Regions from separate parts of the Mus musculus genome. Here region 2 is linked to region 1. Evidence: chromatin loops called from intact Hi-C (ENCODE). Cell type or tissue: left cerebral cortex. All regions are shown on one strand.

Region 1 (8,000 bases):
ACCACACACATACACACACACACACACACACACTGGATTAAGAAGGGAGAGGGGGGACAATGAGATGGCTGACAACCTGAGTTCAATCCCTGGACTTTACACAATGGAAGGAGAAAATTGCGTCTCAGAAGTTATCCTGTAACCTTCAAAAGCTTGCTGCTGCGGTGTGGGAGGAAGGGTTAGACAGAACCCTTAACAGCCAGACAGAGAGGGAGAGGAGCCGTGACTAGGTAATGAAGATGGTGAGCTTCCAAGATGGCTGGCTTCTGCTTACCCTCCTGTCAAAAGCCTCACAGCACAGAAAAAAGGCCTCGAGAGCAACCTCTCTTGCCACCAGGATCCCCACTGGTGGGCTAAGTTCAGTGGACATGTTTATACAACAGTTGTCTAACTTTCTTCAAACTGACCAGCCTTACATTAGTAGAAGACAGAGGGCTGTTCTATCTGGGTGCCTGTTCTTCTGTCTGCCCCTCTCTGTTGTGTTCCACATTCCTCTGCTGCCACCTGCCATGCTCAACATCTTCCCTGCCTTCCCACTGTTATCTGGCAGTAACAGTAGCACGTGTGTGCCTTGTCTCCTTCACATTATAAATAAATGTCAAAACTGTTTAAAGAAGTGTGGGGGAGGGATGACTACATAGTAACATACACTACTTTTCTTCTTCAATTTTTCCTTTTTTCTTCTCTCTCCTCTTCTTTCTCCTCTTCCTCCTCCTCCTCCTCCTCATCTCCCTTCTTCTTTTCCTCCTTTTTTTTTAAAAAAAAAAAAAACAGAGCCAGTCTTTCACCATGTAGTGCAAGCTAACCCAGAATCCATGATCCTCCTGAGTGCTGGGATTACGGTATGAGCCACCGAGCCTGGCCTGGTGTGTACTTGGCATAACCCTAAGATATCCTAGCGTTCTCCAAACTCAGGAGAGCTAACCACAGTTCAAACTCCTGAGGGCAACGAGCTCAAGAATTAGCGTCTCCAGTCCGGGAACTGATTCAGACGGAAAGAATGAGTGCAAATGTCACCAGCTTCCTCCCCCACATAATTCTTCAGGCAGAATTCTGCAGAGAAATTCAAAGCTTTTCTCCTAGTTTCAGTTGAGAGTCATTCCTCAGTTCCCTGACGACTGTGGACCAAGTTGTCCTCTCCCTCTGGGCTCTCAGTACCAGAGGAAAGCATCAAGGGAAGATGTTAAGGGAAAGGGAAACACAATGACCAAACCAACTGCAAGAAAACAAAAGCCTGGGCTAGCCTGGGCAACATAGCAACCTGCCCCAAAACAAAAACAAAACAGACCCTGATCTGTACTGCTCTCAGCTAAAGCAAAATATTCCAGTTAAAATTGCTAACTACTATATTCAAATGAGGAAAACACCCTTTGATGTTGTACTTGAGTTTGGGTAAGACCAATTAGGGATTTTTTCCTTATTTGGGCCTAACATGTTGTTTGGGGAAATGGCTGTAGTAGACAGAAAGTCAAATGACTCTGAGGGTCGGGTGGGCCATCCAAACAAACGTGTTTATTTTGAGACAAGGTTCTGATAAGTTAGCCCAGATTAGCCTGCATCCTGCCTTAGCCTGGGGTTCCAGGACTACAGGTGCCATCGCTAGCCGGACTCCTTCCAAAAGTTCGTTCTTCATAAGCAATTGCATATGAACCAATGTGAGAAGCAGAAAGGTGTGGGCCACACCGAGATCCCAGTACCTGGGAGGTGAAGCACAAGAATCAGAAGTTCAAAGGTCATCCTCAGCTAGAGGGACTTCAAGCAATCCTGGGCTATGAGACCCTGTCTCAAAAACCAACCAACAAGGAAATGGGATTAAATGTATTTATTTTATTTGTGGTGGGGGGGGCACAGTGAACATCTGAGGGGGTCAGAAGAGGGTGTCAGATGCCCTCGAACTACAGTTATAGCTGGTTGTGAGTCCCCATCTGGGTCCTCTGCAAGTGTTCTTGACAGTTGGCCCATTTCTCCAAATGACCCCCCCACCCCCAGAAAAGGATTTGAAATCCTTGCTAGTAGGGCTGGAGAGAGCTCAGCTACTGAGGGCACCCGCTGCTCCTGTGAAGCACTTGAATTCTTTCCCAGCACCCACCCGAGGCGGCTCACACTCCCTGTGCCTCCAGCAGATCCCACCCCTCTCCAGGCCACACAGGGCTTCAGGCACACCAGTAGTGCACAGACATGCATGCATTTAAAAAAAAAAATCTGTTGTTGCGAAAGAAAACATACAAGTTTAATTCTGGCAGTCGGCTGAGGTTTGATACCCATGAACCACATGCTGAGCGTACATTCAATAAATAAATGTGTATTTCCCAGACCCCTGGCCAGCAGAGATGATTTTCCCACAGGGCTGGCCTCTGTGGGACTTTCTAAGCTCCTAAACTTACCAGAAGGAGACACTAAAATCTTGACTACAGTGTGGGGGTGGGGTGGGTCGGGTTGGAGGCACAGAACTGCTGTACGAGCCACAGAAGGCTGAGGAGGTACAGCATTACACTAACGTGCAGAGGCCCAGTCCATCTGGAGCACCAGCTTAACCTGGGACCAGTCTGAAAAGTTATTAGTGGCTTATATGGCTTTGGATGTGCAGTAAGTCTTATAATCCCGTGTCTTTTGTCATTTCTCATTTCTTTTTTGCTTTCTTTCCCCTTTCTGCAGTGTTGGAGATGTTCTATAAGCACTCTACCACTGAGCTGGACCCTCAGCCCTTGGGGGTTTACAGACAGGATTTCACGACGGAGCCCAAACTAACTTTGCACTCACAATCCTTCTGTCTCCGTCTCCTGGGTGCTGGTATAGGCTGAATTCCAGGCATGTTCCTCCACACCGAGCTACCTAGTGTCTTTTCTTTTTATACTCCGAACTCATTTCAGTTTGCCAGCCACATCTCAAGTACTCAAGAGCAACACGGGGCTGGTGGCCACTGGACCAGACAGTGCAGGCACAGCTGTGACCCTTCTGCACTGGGCCTACCCTTCTATGGCGAGACCAGGTAGCTCCAAGGGCTAAAGGGCTCATATAGACCTAAAGCTGTGTACAGCTGTTTCCTTCTGAGAGATGTTTGTATCAAAGTTTTAAGGAGATGGGTGGATAAATGGGCAGGTGAGTAGATGGATGGTCAGTGCGAAGACAGATGGGGGTGGAGCAGGGGGGTCAGGAGGGCAGGTAAACAGATGTGGGGGAGAGATAGATAGAGGATGGCTGAGAGGGTAGATGGATGATATCTGGGTGGATGGACAAGGAGGGCCAGGGAAGGGAAAGAGGAGGAGGGGGGAGAGAGAAGGGAGTGGGGCAGGGAAGAAGGAAGGGAAAAGGTTAAACTATGGGTCACTGCCACTATCACTGTCTCCTTGTCCCTGGGCAAGAACCGCTGCCAGGACCAGGATGAGGGACGAAATGACAGCCCAGGCAGCCGCTGCAGCTTGTGTGAGCTGAACAGGGCAAAGGAAAGGAAGCCGTAGCTGAAGATGCTGCATCTGAACACATCGTCACAATTGCTCCTGTGACAACACAAGTCCATCATCCACCTGTCCCATTAGAACCTCCTGGGAATTTAAAATTGATTGGCAATGAATTTAACGCCAACATCATTTATGTATAGGCTGAGGAGCTGGGGCATCTGCTACTATTGATTTATCGGACATCCCTTCATACATACGCAGTTTTTACTTAAGCAATTTGCTTCTTGGAGAGAAAGGCCCATATGAAACAGGAGCGTGGCTCTGAGCAGCAGCAGAGAAGTTGACCTGTAGCCAGGTCTCACTCCACCCTCTCCCCTTTTCCTGCATTCTAATGACTTGCCTGCTTGCAAACCTTCTGATGGCTCCGGACGACAGAGACAACCAGACTTCAAACACGTTTCTTTCAACACATTGAATTAAAAACCTTATCCATTTTCAATAAATCCCGACTTGATTAAAACCGTCTAACGGCGGTTCTGAGCAGGCTGGTGCCAGCAAGCCCAGGAAGCATGACATTACCTGGCAAGGCACTGCGGCTGTCCACACACATCGAGGAGATGCGCTCATAGACCAGCTTTCCTAGGACAAGAAGACATATGGTGTTGACGTCACACACCACAGGAGCAAACACTAAATAAATGTTACTAATTAGAAGCAGGAAAATGGCACCTGGCAGCAGGCATTCACTCGTGAGTGTATGCTGCCACCTAGTGGCACACACTTTTAGCCTTGGTTTGTTTGTTTTTTTTTTTTCCTGCAAAGAGGAAGCTGATTTTCACACGAATTCACGGGGTTTACCTAGGTAGTTAGGTTAAAAATAATTACAGAATGTTGTAGCCCTCAAGATTCGGGTCAGATATTCATTCTCTGATCTCACTGACTTGACTTCTGACCACCGGCCACTTATTTACATCTGCTGGCCTAAGCTGGGCATGGCTGGAGCTGAATCCAGTGTAGGGCACTTTCTGTGAAGTGTGGGGACACCTCGCTGCTCTGGCCTGAGTTCCAGGTTCTTTTTCTCTTCTCACTCAGGTGCTGATCGCCTCTGGCAGGGTGGTAGCTGGGAACGCACAGGCCTGGGCCCGTCTTGGAGCTTTGAAAGTCAAAGATTTGGGGAATGTGACTAGAATGTGAACTTTGGACCACATTGCTGCAAATCCTTGTGCGTGCTCAGGTGTGGAAGACACTAATTATCCGAGTATCTAGAAATGGTGGCCAGTGTCTGCTAGACCAATACTTCTCAGGCCAGCATGCGGCAGAGCCCTGGAGCCCCTGGAGCCCCAAAGATCACCATCTAGTGTGATGTCTCTGTCTATCCCAGGGGCTCCCGCAGAAGTGGTCTGGGTGCAGCCAAGATATGTCAGAGATGTCAGTGTACAGCCAAACTGAGAAGCCCAGCTTAGAACCTCACCCTATACACACACACACACACACACACACACACCCTGCAGACTCTGGAAGCCTCACGGAATGTGCTCCAATGCCAGTGCCCAGGCCCACTGCCTCTTTTCCTTCCTATGTTTTTCTAACCCAGGATCACAAGGGTGAAGAGAGAGAGGGAGACATTTCCTCTCTGCCACAGGGACACAATGGACAGAGGCACTGCTTGTCCCTGAGCACGCTGAGGAACAGCACACCGAGGGAGGGACTCTTACAAACTCCTTTACTTCCTATACAAAAGCCTGCCACCTCTCTAGAAACAGTCTTCAGGAAATACACCTCGCACTGTAAGCAGCTGCTAACTATGTCATTTCTGGCCAAATAACTTGTTTTTCTTTTGTTCGGGTGGTAGACACTGTCTGGGGAAATAACCATCTTGGCTAGAGTTCATTCTGCATGCGTGTGCGTGTGGAGGGACGGATGCCTGCATTGCGCATGTCCATGAGCAAAGATGAAGGTCAGGGGAGAATGTTGGGTCTCCTCTGTGACTCTCTGCCTTTATTCTTTTGTGTTGGGACTCTCATCAGACCTGGAGCTAGGCTGGAAGCCACCATGCCCCAGTGACCTTTCTGCCTGTGCCTCCCACAGCCAGCTCCGCCCATCCCTCACGTAGCTCCTGAGGATGTGAGCACGGGTCCTCACGCTTTCTCGGAAACCTCTCGCTCCATGAGCTGCCTCCCCAAGCCTTGGTTCTTTTCCTGACTAGTTTCTCACACATCGAAGACACCGTGACTGAAAACCACAGCGGTGACAGTGAACACGCTCTGAGCATGAGCTCTGTGCCCAGCACTACCCACGATTATTTACCATGTCCTGCCAGCAGCATTTAGGAAAGAAAACTGTTCTGTGTTCCTTACATGTCCGTTCAGGTAGTTCTCTCCAGAAAGTCTGTAACTTTAATTTTTTTTTTCTCAAAACCTATTTTAAATGATGGTTCTTAAACACTTTAACCTCTCTGCTAGCCCACCACCAACCAGAGGTGGTGGAAAAGAAAAGATACAGGGGAAGTGGACCTGTTTAGAAAAGTTCTTTAGAGCAGCTCCCATCTGTGTTGTCTGGAAATCGGCAGTTCAGTTCACAGGTTAGCAGCGGCAGCTCGATCCACTTGCAAACACTTCACAGATACACCAGCAGCACAGTAGAGTCAGGATAGCAAACAGGAATCGGCAGTGGTGGCACCACCTAGCAGGGACAGGCAGGCCCCAGCCTCAGCAGGAGTCAGCAGCAGGAGGGATTTGCACCAGCAGGGACATCAGAAGTTCTCAGCTGTGCCTCTCTCAGGAAAGCCGAGATCAGCAAAGATGCAAGATCAACAAGCGTTGCGCAGCTAGCCCTACCAGCAAGCCAACTCAGCCTTCGTCACTGTCCATTGAGTTCCGTTTATTCTCCCTCCAAACATCACGTGTCCTCCATGGGTCTTGCCTCAGCACATACGTCTGTCTCAGCTGACATCACTCTGCCAATCAGCCATGAATCTGAGGACGCAACAAAAAACTGCAGCACGCCACCAGGTTTTTGGTGTGTTTCTCTATGGAGTCCGGACAAATGGAACTCAAGAACACGTGTAAGGTGGACCAGTACATGAGTGTCATTAGCGAAGAACCCCTCACCATGGGTCCTTTCATGTGCTAGCGTTAGCAGAGCATCCTCTCACCTCTCATCCTCTCACTCATCTGCTTCAGTTCCTTCATGAGGCTGCCTGAGCCTTTCACCTGTGTCCACTTCAAGAAAACTCTCCTTTTTTGCTCCAGCGAAACACCAACCAACACAACTGACTCTCCAAAGAACCCTTAAGTTTCCACTTCAGTGTCTCCTATGCACCATTTCACAGGCAGAAAATCTGAATCTCAAACACATGACTGAAGAAGAGGCAGCAGCCAGGGAAGCCAGCAGCCCGCCTGCGCCTATGGCCTCCACTGAAATGCCTGTCATACTTCTGCTGTGTTCGTGCATCATGTGTGATGCCTGGGCCGTGTGCCCTGTGGTCCTGAACTGCAAGAAGCTCCAACCCTAGCTCATCACGCTGACAGCAGAGACAGGTTTGCTAGAACAGCACATGGCGAGACTGGCCACAGGACTCAGGATTTGTATCCAGACAAGGCAAGGCTCTCTCCATTTTTAAAAACTGGAGATGTGTAAGCACCATCATGGCCAGGCCCATTCCCCTTTCTCTGGCAACAACAGTACATGTTTGTGGGCCATCAACTCAGGCACTGGAAGTCAGCCTATGTCACTGCCAGATATCATGACCCGAGCCAGGCCAGTGAGGCAGAACCCAAAGGTCTTTGCACGCTCTGGGACCATCAGCAGTAATGATCTTGAGAATGAAGTCACCCCAAGAGAAAGTACCCGAAAGACAAAAAAACTCAATTACACCAAGTCCCTAGATCCAGCTGTACCTGAAAGCACTCTTGGATCTCCAGCAGGCTAGAAGGCTTCTTGTTGGAAGGGTTACAGACAAGACGTGCTGTGCTGTAAGCTCATGGACTCTGCTTTGCTAAGACATGAATGCCTCCATCTGACCTCCAGCTCTCGGAAGCTCACCTGTAGGTTCCTTCTGATGCCTCTACACTGTATTTACAGCTCAGAGTGCTGCTGGGCCAGGCAAACTGTTCTCCTTCAACCACCCCCTGCTACGCACCAGGCCACGGGGCCCCTGGGCCTTCAGATTAGTCTCTTCGCCTAGAACTTTCCACTAAGCTTAAAAGATCACTCTGTCTCCTACAAGAAGTATGAAACCAGGGTAATCCCAATGACCTCAGAGACACTGTGACTGCCATGTAGGAAAGACAGATCTGTGCTGACTGAAGACACAGGGAAATGGGCAAGCCGTGGAGAACTTCAGTGCATGCAGAAGACGCCTAGCTGTCCAGATGAGGAATGTGTCGTGTCAGTACCAGTTCCTGAGGCAGACACTGCAGGGCAGGGAGAGTGCAGGGAAGAGAGGCTGCGCTCCTGCGATGGCTCAGACCTTCACTGTCTCCTCAAGGACCATCTGTAAAAGGTGTGGGCTCCAGCACTGTTCTTGGGAGGTGTGGTCCCTTTAAGATAGAGGCAAGTAAACCTTACAGGCATCCAGAGCAAAGCCCCTTCTTTGTACCT
Region 2 (8,000 bases), 80 kb before region 1:
GGAAGGATATCTGCGCCCAGATAGATAACACCTGGTCCCCATGGTGCCTGCTGAGGCAGCACTGTGATAGAGATCACACAGTCCTCTGCCTCCTAGGTCCCCACCTCCACCTTAGGAGAAAAGGAAGATGAAGTAAAGTTTAGACGTGAGGAGGGCCACCCAGAAGAGATGGTGTGTGCCAGACCTGCAGTGGAGCTGTGGGTGTGAGGGAACTGCACTTGGAGGAGGGCTATGCATATATGGCCAAGGGAAGGGCCAGGGAATGTGCTGGAGCCTGTCCAGGGTGGGCTTGGACCACTGGCCTTCAGGGCTCCTAATCTCCATGCAGGGCCAGGAGTGCTCTGCTCAATAGGCCAAGGTCAATAATGCCTTAGTGGCCCAGGACAGCATGCAGAGGGGCCAGCCTTGGGGCCCCAGCTCTCCTAGGGCCTAGCCCTTGGCTGGGGTCTCCTTAGCCCCTTAGGACACAGCCAAATGTTGAGCAGCCACAGCTACCCAACACTGCAGAGCTCTTGGACTTTGCTGCTCTCTGCCTACTAAGTGTCTCTGAGGCTTAAGGATGGCCTTGAGTCTCCACTTCTGTTTTCCCCATAAATACTGGAAGGTGGTTGTGTGTAAAATGGGAAGATAACATGTCTGCGAATCCTCCTGCCCACTGTCATAAATGAGCTGCTCGTGCGTGCTGCTAGCTCCTTGCACTGTATGTGGCTGAGACCGGAGGCGCAGTGTGTCCTCACTGCATCTGTTGTGTTGACCCTCACCTGTTTCCCTCATCCCTGCTTTTTGTGCTACAGCAGCTGCTGTAGATTGTGTGGTTTGACTTGTACGGAAAGTACCCTCACTTCAAAGTTCTCGTCACGTAAAGGGGAAGCCAAGTTGGACCCAAATTCTTGAGAAGGAAGCAGACGTCCTGGAAGCTTCTGTGGTGCACTGTGGGCTGCTGGGGCCGGCAGAGGCCCGAGCTGGCCTCGCAGGAGCGCGCCTGCGCTCTGCTGCTTCCCCAAGGTCAAGCTTTCCAGTTTCTGCAGATAACTGATCCAGTGATCAGAAAGGGGGAGGGAGTTTTGCAAGGCTGCACGACCTGTTTAGCAGCATTGCTGGGATTCCAGCTTGTGTCTGGCTTGTTTCTAGAAAGGAGTGCTGTCCTCATGGAAGGCGACTACAATATGCACTGCACAAGAGAGGGCCTCAGCATTTCAGTTGGCCAAGTTCCCACACATCACTGTTACCGGATGTTCTGGTAAAGATGGATCATCCTATGTTACAGGAAAATCACTTGTCAAGAAATTGTGCCCATGACAAGTGTTTCAGGCCAGAGGACCAACTATTAACGAGAATGGCCTCTGCACTGGAGCAGAGTAAAGCTCTTGATCTTCCGCCTCACCTTTACGTAGCAGTAAGATCAGTAGAGAACAGGGTCTCATTGGCCTCTTCGTTTTATTTAGCTGCTTATTTACTCATTTATTTTGTCCCTGCATAGGTGAGACGGAAGGCCTTGCAAGAAGAGATTGATCGTGAGTCGGGCAAGACAGAGGCTTCAGAACCCAAAAAGTGGACAGTGGGTTTGTCGGTCAAGACAGAGGCTTCAGAACCCAAAAAGTGGACGGTGGGTTTGTTGTGGGCTTGCTATCCAGAACCTAAGGTGCCCAGCTGACTAGGCACAAATTGGTCTGAGCCAGCTTCACTCCTTCTAAAGGGCTGCTAAGGAGCTGGCCACTGAGATGTGCCCCCTAGGCTGTTGTGGACAATGGGGTGACCTGCAGGCTAATCTCAAGGGGGTCTTTATAGTTGCAGGAAGTACCCAAGGAAGGCTGTTAGCAGCATGCAGGAGGAGTGGGATTTGGGGCTAGACCTCTTAAGGCACCCTTGGGAAATATCCAGACCCTATCTGAGAAGGTAGGAGATGATATGAGGGCCATGGACTTGGCCACCTAAGTTTTACAGCCTGGCCGTGGCACTGCCTCTTTGTGCCTTCAGTCAGCTTCATAAGCTCAGTTGCTAGCTGGCATCTACTGGGCTGGCACTGTGCTGTGTGCGGAGGTGTACAGGACCCTCCTCAGCAGATTCTGTGTAGTGCCTGGAAGGGTGGTTGTTGGCATGGCGTGCTGTACTAGATGATTAGAAGTCAAGCTTCTCAGGACAGGTGACACTTAGCTTAAGACCCTGAATATGGTGGCACTAGTCCTTAGCAGACAGGGCAGTGGCAAATGCAGGACCCAAAAGTGGGAGTGGACTCAGACTGAGCCCTTGTAAAAGCCAGGCTGATGACAGGGTAGCAGGAGCAAGCTAATGTGTCACACCATTACAGTCCAGGACCACAGGGAAGTTTCTACTAGGTGATGATCTGAGGGAGCCACTGCAGGGCATAGGTAGGAAGGGGACTAAGAGGAAGAAAATTTTACGGTATGTGTGGGAGGTGTGGCCATGGACTTGGAGTGAATTCAGGGTGAAAGGGGAGGACCACACATACCTGGAGGGAAGGCCAGTCTACATACTCTGTTTTTAGCATCTTGTTCAACAGATGTTGGCCCATCTTCTAGAAGACTTTGAGGCTTAGAGAGAGAGGTTGTGACTTGATCAGCCACACAGGTGGGGCTTCATCCCAAGCTGCATAACTTCAGGGTCACTCAGTCTTCGGGACCTGAGCCAGTCTTACAAACCTGAGGTGGAATGGGTCTTGGAAAGTTCTCACATTTCTAGCAAGAAGGATTTGTACACTGGTGATAAGTAGAGCATCTCTGCTTCCTGACCTTTATCTTGTTAGACTAGAAGAGTTCCTTGCTGGTGAGTGCCATGCTGTGGAGGATGAGGGAAGGGTGATGATGTGCTCTGTACTACGGAGAGGAGGAGAAGGGTTGGGAAGTTGATTGCTCAGTGCTTAAAGCACTTGCTACTCAATCATGAGGTCCTGCCGGGCGAGGTGGCACACGCCTTCAATCCCAGCACTCAGGAGGCAGAGGCAGGTGGATTTCTAAGTTTGAGGCCAGCCTGGTCTACAAAGTGAGTTCCAGAATAGCCAGGGCTACACAGAGAAACCCTGTCTCAAAAACAAAACAAAACAAAACAAAAAAAAACCAACAACAAAAAAAAAATCATGAGGTCCTGAATTGGAATTCCCAGAAGCCACGTGAAAGCCAGACACATAGCACAAGTGTCTGTGATCTCAGAACGCCTATGAAGTGATAGTCTGTTGCGTGACACTGATATATGGAGGTACAAAACATATCCTCATTCCACATAGGGAGCCAATGTCAGACCAAAGCAATGATACCACCAAAGCCTGATAAACAGCTTAATTGAGGTTGCAGGATCCTGTATGGGTTACTTAGAAGAGCGTGATAGCTGAAAGGCAGCTGCATTACCAAGTCTACCCTAGCATGAAGGACATCTCATGAAGGCTAGAGCACTGGAGCATTCTATATGACTTGCAGGCAGTTCAATAGACATGCAGTCCTTACTGCTTATGTAGCCTTGAGGAGGGAGGGGCCTTATGAACCTGCCAAGTTTCAGGATTGCCTAAGACTTAGTGAGTTGTTTACTTCCTCGGTCTTAATAAGCTCCCCTCTCAGAATGAACTGCTTAAAGTCAGAGGATCAGTATACAACACAGGCTATATAGGAGGATCGCTGGAAGCTCGTGGCCAGCCAAGCACATGCAGCAGAAAAATCAATAGAGATCTTGAAGTGTTCTTGCTATCACCATGTGTTGGGAGAAGGTAGAGCACAGATTAGCTTGGTGTGCAGTGATATTTGTTAGAAGCCAATGATGGGCTCTCAGGCTGGTCATTCCCGAGTTGGGAATCATCTGAATATTATCACCCCCATTAAGCTCTAGGCCTCATTTCCTCACCTGTAATGTGGGAATGAGTAGCCATATTGAATGAGACAGTTCATTGCGTGGCTGAGAGTGAGGGAAGCTTTGGTCTTCAAGGGCAATGACAGCCTTTTACTTTCCACACAGGGAACCCAGTTTGGCCAGTGGGATACTGCCGGCTTTGAAAATGAAGAACAGAAGCTAAAATTCCTGAAGCTTATGGGTGGCTTTAAGCATCTGTCCCCGTCATTCAGCCGCCCTCCCAGCATGACTATCAGGTCCAACATGGCCCTGGACAAAAAGTCTTCAGAAATGCTCCAGCAGAGTCTGCAGCAGGACTATGACCGGGCCATGAGCTGGAAGTACAGCCACGGGGCTGGCCTGGGCTTTAACTCTGAGGCCCGAAAGGTCTTCTACATTGACCGGAATGCCTCCAAGTCTATCAAGTTGCAAGATTAAATATTATTGTCTTGTTCTTCAAACTGCATTTCTTGATCAGTTGCATCCGTCAAGTTGGCTTGAAATAGTCACCTGCAGTTATTGAGGACCAATAGGAATTGCTAAAGCCTCCTATTTTCTATGTTAAACATTCCACCTCCGGGTGACAGTATTTTAATAGTAGCTAGCAGTTGTTGGCACGTGGAGGGTCCTGACTATTTTCCTTGCATTGTTACACTAATTATGGAATGGGTGCTGTTCTCATCTCTATCAAGTTCAGGGATAAATAAAGTAATTAAACGGCCTAGGGTCACCTTCCGTTAAGTGCCATCAAGAGTACATCACCCAGAGTCACTCAATTATCAGTGCAGAAAGCAAGTGATATGCCATGACTTGCAAGTTTGTTTTCCTTCTCCCTTATCAGGAGGCAGGTGTGGTGCAGCAGGCAGACGTGGCCAGTACCTCTGAGCTGGCTTCTTTCCAGCCGTCCTCCTTCCATCTGACTGCTGTGCTTGGATTTGATGCTGCTGTATTGGCTGGATCTCAAGGCATTTTGGACAGTAGGTAATCCTGCGTATGGACCCATGACAGATTCTCAGCAGCATGTTTTGTGTTTGTGTTCACTAGACAGAAGACCTTGGACACTTGTGTGATGAAATCAAACATATAAGGGGTGGAGAAAAAGATACTTTGCTGCAGGCACCATACCCTCCCACCCCTCCCTCCCAAATCACAGCAATCTTCATGGAGCTCCTGATACAGAGACCCATGTGACATGATTTTCTCTCCCACCAGCTATTGGCAGTCTGGTATCAAGGTTCAGAGAAGGTTACTTTCCTGTTTTGGCCTGATTTCTCACAGGCAGAAACACTGGGTGGGGATGGAGGTGTTTGATGCTGCACTCAGCCAGGACATTCATTCATCCTTCCAGCACCGTCATCAGTGTTGATGCCTTCATGCTGCTAAGAAGATGAGAGACAATTCCCAGCATTCCAGAGATGGGAGAAAACCCTCTCTACAACTAAAGAAACTTCCGGCAGTCCCTCAGGGAACCTGTGATGGCGTCATTCAGCTTTGTAGTTTTTCCTGTATCAGCCCCCTTGGTAAGGAGATGCCCCTCAGGCCAGCCAGGGAGAGGGTGAGGTGTGCAGTACTGCCAAATGGGCAGCAGAGGTGTTGCTGTGCCCCCTACCTTGTTCCTGTCCTGTGGGCATAGGCCATATGTATGGCAAAGACCTGTTTACACCACTTTCCTGGAATGAACTTGGCTTCTCATCAATTCAGCCTCAAGATTCAGAAAAGACCACTTCCAGTCACGTCAATGGCAGAATTCTGCATTTGAGTCAACTTCCAGACAAATCTCCCTCGGCCTTGGTGAACTCTGGGAACCATCTGCATAACTCCAATAGCTTGTGTTCCCCACAAGTCACATTCCAGCCTAAGTGTCTCAGCTCATCAAAAACTTGCACATGGCAATCTTACGGGTGGTAGATGGTTTTCTATCTTATGTCACATATGCCTTGGAAGCTGTCATCAAAGTGTGAGAGCCAGATCTTTTTCTTAGCTGTTACACATACCTCAGTGCTGAAAGACTTGATTTTGTAGCTTGGTACCTCAGCGTTGACTTAGGTGCTCCACTAGCCCACCTTTCTCTAAGAATTGAAGTCTGTAGTCTATCTCCAAGGCACTGGAGGTAGGGTCAGTGATCTAACACAACCTTGAACTTGACTGATTCTCTCAGGCATTTCTTACCAGCTTGGTGGCACTTAAGCAATATCCTTGTCCAACAGTCACCAAAATCTCATGATTCTTAACACTTGTGCTTGAGCTGATTTCTGTGCTATATCTGCTTGGGCCCATGAGGCCCTGCCCTGAGGCTACATGTACAACCAGACTAACCTGTGAAAAGGCTCTCTCAGACACAGGTGTCCCTGCTCTTAGTACTACTTGGGTTATGGTAGGCAGGACACACACATACCCAGCAGAAGGGAAATTAAAGTCACTAATCACATGCTGCTATTATTATTGTTGTTGTTGTTTTTTTGAGACAGGGTTTCTTTGTGTAGCCCTGAAGACCATACCATGCTAGCCTTAAAAGTCACAGCGATTCACCTGTCTGCCTCCTGGAGTGCTAGGATTAAAGGTATACATCACTGCTGCCTGGCTTCCAGCCACCACTGGCTATCAGATAGATTTGAAATCAGATCCTTGATAACCTGAGCAGGTTCTTTTCTTCACAGTTCCCTAACTGATACGTAGCAGAAGATTTAGTGTGGAAGACACTTGGGAAGGAAAAGGCCACAAGCCAAGATCACAGGCAACGTACAGAAGCCATGCAGCATCTCTTTCCACCAGAGTACCCACAAAAGAACTTAGACATGGGGATACCTTGACCTAGCCCAGAGAAACCAGTGAGTTCTGACCAACAGCAGTCAAGACAGTAAAACCACAGGAAGTCACTGTGCTTGTAATTTCTTAAAGGAATAAGAACCAGGAATCACTCACAGATGGACATGAGGCATCCTGTTTTTCATTTCCTAAAAGTCTCTTTACATGTCCTTCTCAGGGGAAGTAGATGCTGTTTGTGGAGGCGGGCTTCAAAGACTGGACTGTCAGTAACACTTCTGCCCAGGTCAGCAGACTGTTGCAGGAGCCCCGTGGTATGTGTACCCAGTGTGAGGATAAGCCGAGGTTAACACAAGCAGTGGGAATTCCCCAGGCCAGTGTAAGCTGCTTATGCTGTTATCCTGGGCAGCCTTGAGGCAGGAGAGTAACGTACAAAGGATTATTTATGAATTTGCCAGTTATTTTTGAAAGAATTAGCATCACAGTGAAAGTGACATAAAATAATTTTAGTAGAAACAGTTTGGTGAAATAAAGGCCATTTGGGAGTATTTGAACAGCACCATAGTGCATTCTGGGTTCTGGCATGTTCACAGCAGGAGGAAAGGCATTTTTTAGCATCTGGTTTTTGTTTTTGAGACTGGGGCTCATATATCCCAGACCAGCTTCAAACATGTAACTGGGGACCTTGATCAGATCTTGATCCTCCTGTCTCTACCTCCTAACTACTGCCGTTCTAGGTCTGCACCTTGGCACTCTGTCTTATGTGGGGTCTTGTGTCTGCCAGGCAAGCATTCCACTGACTGAGCCATATCCTTCGCCTCATCTGCTCATTTTTGGTTTGGTTTTTGTTTTAAGAAATTGTATCAATTCCTTGGGCTGGAGGGTATTCTCATCAGATTGGCCCCAAATGTATATACAACAGTAACCCTGCTCTTTGTTGTTGTTGTTTTGTTTTGTTTGTTTTTTCGAGACAGGGTTTCTCTGTGTAGCCCTGACTGTCCTGGAACTCACTCTGTAGACCAACCTGACCTTGAACTCAGAAATCCACCTGCCTCTGCCTCTGCCTCCCAAGTGCTGGGATTAAAGGCGTGCACCGCCACCACCTGGCTGTAACTCTGCTCTTAAACTAGTAAAGACACAAGCTGTGTGTGTATGTGTGTGTGAGACTTAATAACTTCTACTTTCTGAGGTTAGTCATGTATAGTATTTCAGATAAATAAAATCCATGCCTAAAGCACAAATATAGTCTTTTGAATGTGTGTGTTTTGCCCTGACTAGTTTTGAGCAACCCTGCTTCCACCTCCCAAGTAGCTGCAACTTGAAGTATGTGCCACCAGGGCAGTATAGCCTGAAACACAGCTGAGCCAAACTTGGATGTATTTTCACAGGCAGTAGTAGGTTCC

What was found. Peaks named below come from ENCODE experiments on the same cell type or tissue, not always from the same donor. Only the 100,000 strongest peaks of a DNase experiment are listed, where the experiment ranks them.
Region 2: it touches region 1 in a loop (2.8-fold over the local background); 13 of 42 quality-filtered maps call a loop at or near these places.

What each region holds. Positions count from the first base shown.
Region 1 is chr7:118,762,402-118,770,401 of GRCm38, reverse strand. Vps35l (VPS35 endosomal protein sorting factor like) reads right to left here. Exons shown (of 31, transcript NM_027815.4): 9 at 3,978-4,037. Among named protein-coding and RNA genes, the nearest start is that of Vps35l, 26 kb to the right of the region's middle. In left cerebral cortex, a CTCF peak has its summit at 4,161 (motif pointing left); DNase peaks (open chromatin) are centred at 507, 970 and 4,089; H3K27ac peaks cover 278 bases.
Region 2 is chr7:118,842,055-118,850,054 of GRCm38, reverse strand. Knop1 (lysine rich nucleolar protein 1) reads left to right here. Exons shown (of 5, transcript NM_023197.3): 4 at 1,481-1,606; 5 at 3,961-7,838. The coding sequence ends at 4,272. Among named protein-coding and RNA genes, the nearest start is that of Iqck, 9.7 kb to the left of the region's middle. In left cerebral cortex, a CTCF peak has its summit at 7,942; a DNase peak (open chromatin) is centred at 4,727; H3K27ac peaks cover 32 bases.